2 separate regions of the Homo sapiens genome follow, and region 2 is linked to region 1. A link is a contact called in ENCODE Hi-C data. All regions are on one chromosome and are shown on one strand. Each heading gives the region's core, a stretch centred on a gene start or an enhancer-like site at or near the end of the contact. The rest is flanking DNA. Distances are from core to core; before and after follow the strand shown.

Evidence for each region. Hi-C counts contacts between places; a loop is a spot of excess contacts on that map. Pooled maps may share reads with other maps.
Region 2: a loop to region 1 is called in a map of Caco-2, with 15 times the contacts of the local background. The contact joins the enhancer-like site here to the promoter of LINC02944 in region 1. A Hi-C loop is called at or near these places in 3 of 168 maps with a recorded cell type or tissue (Caco-2, HepG2 and esophagus muscularis mucosa) and 5 of 50 pooled maps.

What each region holds. Positions count from the first base shown.
Region 1 is chr10:118,239,728-118,243,281 of GRCh38, forward strand. It overlaps LINC02944 (long intergenic non-protein coding RNA 2944), which reads left to right and starts at 1,778. Exons shown (of 5, transcript XR_946349.3): 1 at 1,778-1,955; 2 at 2,056-2,159.
Region 2 is chr10:118,106,581-118,110,134 of GRCh38, forward strand. The region is part of intron 3 of CASC2 (cancer susceptibility 2); the gene reads left to right. Among named protein-coding and RNA genes, the nearest start is that of RAB11FIP2, 61 kb to the left of the region's middle. Within about 2 kb of position 1,816, at least 2 of the 41 ENCODE cell types and tissues checked have a DNase peak (open chromatin) inside an H3K27ac peak, as active enhancers do.

The DNA of each region.
Region 1 (3,554 bases), core at 528-3,027:
TTCCTATTAAGGTTTGTCTTAATACGGATTTGTAAAAATTATGTAATAAAATACCTCATTTCTATACTCGGTGACAATGGACATGAAAGAAAAAGTGATTCCACTATAGGACTTGTATGTTTTATTAATTTATTTTCTTTATAGGAATTTACATTCTTTAAGGCAAGGAGAATCATATTTTGCTATAAGGGGAAAGATAATTTGCAAGGTGTTTCATGTGATTTTTCCCCCTGACATTCAGATTTATTCTATATCAAGAAAAGAAGCTTCTGGGCCGGGTGCAGTGGCTCACGCCTGTAATCCCAGCACTTTGGGAGGCCAAGGTGGGCGGATCACCTGAGGTTAGGAGTTCAAGACCAGCCTGACCAACATGGAGAAACCCCGTCTCTATTAAAAACACAAAAATAGCCGGGCTTTGTGGCACATGCCTGTAATCACAGCTACTCAGGGGGCTGAGGCAGGAGAATCTCTTGAACCTGGGAGGCGGAGGTTGCAGTGAGCCAAGATCGTGCCATTGCACTCCAGCCTGGGCAAAAAGAGCGAAACTCTGTCTCAAAAAAAAAAAAAAGGAGAAGCTTCTGAAATTCCAGGAGCATACAACTTCCCCCCTTATCTATGGGGGATACATTCTTCCAAGACCCCAGTGGATGCCTGAAACTGCAATAGTACCAAACCCTACATATACTATGCATGAATTTCTTTTTTTCCTTACCATTCATGGGTAAGCTGGTCCAAGTGCAGTGGTGTTTACAACTAATTGATCACAATTCGTGGGTAGAAGTTTCCTTCTTACTGTAGATCTTAAAGATGTCAGCATACAATTTTTTTCTTTCCTTATTAAGCTGATAACTTTCACCTTTTCACTTCAAGGATGCATTTTATGGCTTCTTTTTTGGCATATGCAAATTGCCAGCATCATTACTCTCATGCTTTGAGGCCATTATATAACAAAATGAGGGTTACTTGAACACAAGCACTGGGAAACGGTGACAGTCTATGTGATAACTGAGATGGCTACCGTGTGACTGACAGGAAGGTAGCTTAGACAGTGTGGATATGCTGGACAAAGAGAAGATTCCCCTCCCAGGTGGGACAGAGGATGAGAGATTTCAGCATGCAACTGAGAATGGCATGCAATTTAAAACTTATGAATTATTTCTGAAATTTTCCATTTAATTTTTTGGGGCCACAACTGACCACAGGTAAATGAAACCACAGAAAACAAAACCTCAGCTAAGAAAGAGCTAATGTATTTAATTTTAACATTATATCAATGACCCAACTGTGCAACGTAAAATGTCTTTATTTTCTGATACTTGTATTACTTTCTGGTAATAAAACGTCCTTTCAGTATTTTAGAAGAACGAGTCACATTTCGCACATAGTAGTAGACACTTAATAGATGTTTGTTGAAACATTCGTAGATAAGTGGGTAGATACACACTGACATTTAACGATGTGCCTTAATTCAGCTTTAAGTGCTAATGTTTATTAACGGTGATGCGTAAATACAACAGCACACATTCTGATTTAGGCTCGTCCACTGAAAATGTCCCCCTACTTCCAAAACGTAAACCGGTACCATTTAAGGATCGAAATGAAAACAACGTAATAGTGAAGTTGTCTTGGAGGAATTGCTGGAGGACGCCTTTGATACCTTTATGGAGAATGAATGGGAAGCCTTTGCGTGTGGCTGACACAAATGGTTGTCACACGCCATCTAGTGGCCATCCGTGAAACTGTGCATATGCCGTGGGAAACGCTTTTGGAACAAGTTGGATTGCTCCGAATTTCAGTGCCTATCGGGCAGCCAGTGAACATTTGTCCATCTTTAAGGCATTAAACTGAGAAGAACCACTGAGGAAAGCATGCCACAGTCTTTCCCAAAATCCCTGTGTCTTAAGGAACAACCAAGAAGTTAACTGGTCAGGGAAAAGATTTCTTTTGGAACACAGGTAAGCAAAACCAAGACGCCATCGGAGACACCCTTGCCTGCAACGGTTGTGGTATAAAGCAAGGTAAGTAGCGTGATATTCACTGCTTTTTGTCCCACAGAAGCCATCGCTGTGTGCGGAAATCCATGACCTGGCCATGACTTCTACAACCCGGAGGACTTGCCTGGCATTACCGAAAAGCACAGGGGAAAGATTCTGTGGCAGGTGCCGCATTTCATCCAGCTCACTCCGTGCTAGTTCCTAAGACATCTTAATTCTTACACATATGCATAATCGTGATATTTTGCCATGAATAACAATATATTTCACAATTATCAACCATTTTAATTTTTAGCTTTCTAACCTCGGACTACTATAATAAAAAGAAATAATAAATCCAAAAGTAGTAGTGGAAAAAATAAGTATCTCCAGGTTTGTTCCTGTAAAGTTAATTAGTTCAAAACAGAGTGAGGACTCTAAGAGTTTGGGGTTTTTTTGTGTGTGTGTGTTAAGTATCAGCATTAAGTATCTTCAAGACAATTCAAAGTAAGATGATAAGTCACTAGGTTGTAAATTTCACAAAAAATCATTAAATACACTGTGTCGGACTACAGCGGAACAGTGGGAAGAACATTCAGTATTTGAGAGTAAACAACTCAAATTAAGTTGTTTAGGAATCTCACAGACAGGAAAATTTTTCCTCTCTGGTTTTCCATGGTAGCATGTTTACAGTACTTGAAAAATGTTGCTTTCAAGTCATGTTAACTGCTTCTTAAGACCATCAAATAAGAAATGATATAGCTTATTAGTTCCAAAATAGAAAATCCTATAACATCATTTCCTCTTCATGTTAAGGTTAACTTCCATTATAAATATATGCTTTCAGTATAAAATGCTCGACCTCAAAAGATACCAGCTTTTGCGTTTTGAACTATAATCGTGATCCATAAATGGTGATAGAGCTTCAGCTACATCTCAAACATTTATGTTCCACTCTCTTTATCAAAGAGCGATTTATTTTCAGAGAAACATTTATCAATTTAAGGTGTCTGAAATATTCATTTTTTAAAAAGGGCTATAAACAAGTAGCAAGATGAATAATCTGGTTTTCTGTGGGTTAAGTTACATATCAAAAAATCCTAAAATTTTTCATCATTTTGATGCACTATTCTTAATTTTTAAAAACTCATTGTCTGAAAGCAAGACAGATATTTTAATGCTAATATGTAAAAATAAACCGGATTTACGGTCTTGGGTCTCTGTCGTTGCCTATATATCTAGATGTCTACAAAAATATTCCAGATTTTCTGCTTTTCTTAATCTCAAATGTTCAAAATGACTACATTTTCTAGAATATTTACCTATTAGCTGATGTTATTGTTAAAAAGAAAATCAGACTAATTTTGGCAGTATTGTGCCTTACTACAAATCCTGTCTTTACTGTGAGAGTGGAGAAAAATAAAATTTGCAGAATTCCAGTCTCTAGCCATTGGCATTTTCCGGGCTTTCTTGTTTTCTATATATTGAGTCCCCTGTGCGTATGGGAAGCTCAGCTGAGGACTAATGCAAACTATTTTCCCACAAGCCAACATGTCGTCACTACAAATATACCTAAAAATA
Region 2 (3,554 bases), core at 566-3,065, 130 kb before region 1:
CTGATTTATCTTGTTTTCCTCGCTACTGAAACAGCTCTAATAAGACTCTCCCCTGCCCCCTAGCTGTCTGATAAAATGAGTTTGCATTTAAAGCCCGAAAGCTGCTTGGTCTTGGCGACCCTTCCAGTACACTGTTTGCCCTGGGGTGCTCCTTTGGGACCCTTCCTAAGAGAAGCTCTGAGGTTTTGTTAGTCCCTTGGCAAATGGACTTCTCAACAAAGAGCCTAGGAGGGGTAAGATAGGCACGGTGTTGGGTAGAAATGGAGGGCTACCTATTTATAATAGATGCTGAGAAAGGCTGGGCCATCTCTGCTATATGTACTCAGTCTCAGAATCATAACAAGTTTCTTGTCTCTGTGGATGAAAAAGCACCACCCTGGTAGTGAAGGAATGAGGTACTGGCCTTTAGGTTAGAAACACATTAATAATCCAGACTCCAGAATGGGCAGTGCCACTGCTCTGGCATCCTTCTCCACAGACAAACATAAGACTCAGGTTTCTGGGCCATCCAAGGTAGCACTTTTCACAAATATCAAACATAAATAATTGAAGAGGCAATGTTTAGAAATGGAAAATGCAAAATCCCAGGTGAATTTGCTGCTTCTCTCTCTTTCTTTGTGCCTGTGCCTCTCCTGAATCTCCATGGGCACATGGCAAGCAGCGTGAGTCATTCTGACACCTCATGTACATCCTTCTAGACATTTGTGGTTTTTGTCACTGTTTTGAAGATGATCAAATAATAGAATAATAAGTTTCAAAAGTCTTTCTTAAACTGCCTACTTTAATGAAAAGATGAAAACCAAAATCTCCATGGATTTAGGAAGAAAAGTCATCACTCTATTTTGTACAGAATTTACTTATACCCCAGTTGAACCCCCACAAAAGTAGAGAACAATGTAGCACAATATATGAGATAATTGTCACATGAACAATTTATTTTGATAGTGGTGTCATGCATTAAACTTCCTGAATACGGCCCCACACACAAAACTCTTTTCACATTTGTGTGTCATACATAGAATTGAGAAACATTTCAATTTTGCTGATAACCTCAAGTTGGAAATTAGTGATAACCTTCCTTAGCCCCAGTCATAGCTGAGACATACGGTTGGTTAATCAAATTAGGAGGGTGAGCTCTGCCTTCACATTTGCCAGTTCATTAAGTTAGATCTGCCTGGTAACCATGATAGCCAGGCTGTGTCATGATTACCTGATGTACCACTGAAACCCAACACATTATACATGTGTTTATACAATTAATTGGTTATTCAATGTTTAAAATAAAAATTCTGAAGAGGTATAAATTATGCCATACCTACTAACATACCCTGGGTAACAGAGGCTCTTCTGCATTAAATATGCCCAAGAAAATCATATTTCATCAATGCAAATGGGGCAGAAAATGCATCATTTTAGTGAGGCCAAACCACTGTGTCAGATGAAATTTACCAAAATGTACAGTTTTTGGTCATCTTACAGCCAATAGGATTGAGAAATAGGATCCACGCAATGCCTTAAATCCTGAAATGATAGGAGAAATATGGTTGCGTCATGAAATTTATCAGATACATCCCTTTGCCAAGTAAATAAAAAATAAAAAAAGGACTGCAACATTCAACATCATGGGAAGAGAGGGAAGACAAGATGGCAGGGATTTTTTTTTTTTTTTCCAAACTCCACAACGTCAAGGGAAAACAAACTGGACTGTCAAAGCAAATTCTGACAATGCGGAGTGCTGTCCCTGGCAGAGGCGGCAGCTCCATCGCTCTGTTTGTTTGGGCCCAGCCGTGGCTTTTATTAGACTTTGAAGAGCACCCTAACGGTGGGTCATGGGGCGGTCACTACTCATCTCTGCTGTTGTTCCACGTGGCCTCTCTCGGCCGCTACGGGAAGAAGGGAATGGTTTCTTTAAGGAACGAGGCTATTTATAAAATAACTATAAAATCTAATATCCATTATGCACAAATGATAGTGTCAGACAGCTCCGGCGGCTGTATATTTGCTGGACATCAGCCTTCTGTGAGTATAAATTGCCCCGTACTGAGGAGAAATACAATACAGTTCACCAGAGACTTGGCTGCAAGATGTAGCCGCTTGTCTGTGGGCAAGTAATGACTTGCGTTTTCAGCTGCTTCTTGGTAAGAGCCTTAGTAATTGGAATCAGTTATTCAAAACATCGCTAAATGTGATTTAAATGGCAAGGATTTAATAACAGAGAAAGAAGCCATTAAAGGGGTTCAAGCAGGGGAGAAGGGAATTCCGTTTTTTAGAGCAGAGGGAGAAAAATAAAGCAATTACTTGATGTAAAGGCCAGAAACAGGACTCCTGCTGTCAGGGAGAAATCAAATCTGTCAGCAATTAGTGGGATCTTAGGAGGTAAAGAACTCTCCAGCGTTGAGCAGTGAATAAGGGGTTAGCAATTATATGAACTGATAAAAGTGTTCTGGTTTCCAAACAGCAGGTTAACAAGCCTTACTTTTTTCATAACTTGATGCAGATGTGATGGTCACACTTGAGGATATTTTTCAGTGGTTCGCCAGGAAAGTTCCTTAATAAGTACATTGGGCAGCCTGTTTCCATCTCAAACTGTGTTCGTGCTACCTAACGCAAAAGGATGTGTGGGAGAGCATTTTGATAGCAAGGCTCTTCTTTAATTAAAAAATGGAATAATAAATTCTCTGAACATGCAATTAAAAAAAATCAAATGAGAAATTCACGTCCCCATGTCCATTCTTCCCATGGGATTGGCAGTTCCTGGTATTTTCAGCATGGAAGGAACGTCACCTGGTATAAAAGAGGCAAACTTTGTATCAAATAAATACATTAACTTTATTATGACATGCTCCTTGTTATTGTGTAGTCTTAGGAATAAAAAAACCTGTGACATATATTTATATACATATGTGGCCTACAGATGACTCCTATAGGGGGTCTCTAAAAATTATTTGGTATTGATGGATATGGGGTGTGAAACTCAGTCTGACATGTGAAGTTATATCAGAAGGAAAAAATCAATAGTTCCGTCACAAAAACAGTTGCAGGCTTTCAATTCAAGGAGCTACTCTGTCTGCTGAGAGAACACTAAGATGTCAATAAAAGCTGAGTATTTGAAATAAGGTCATTTAAAAAGACTCCCCTAGAGTCAATCCTCTTTGACTTGCTATGAGTGACCTGTTTATGATTTCGCTGATGCGTATTCTGTTTTAAAGACAGAGGCAATTCTACCTCAGCAACAATACTGCAAAGAAATTGATCATTCAGCATATGCTACTGCTTTGTCAGTTAGCAGGAGACAATTAGGAATTTTTTTCTTCCTTTTTTTCCATTAAGAAATTCAGTCAATATATTGGAGCATTGAGGACTACCTGCTTTCACTTTAAGCACTTGTATAAGCTAATCGTTAAAAAATATTAAAATTTCCTATCAGTGTATCTCAGGGGATTTTCCATTTTGAACAAAACTCCTCTGACCAGAAAAATCTTACCCCTCCTACCCAGGGGATCTGCTGTGGGTCAGCAGGGCTCCCATTGCTGAAACAACTAAGCGCCCTTAAA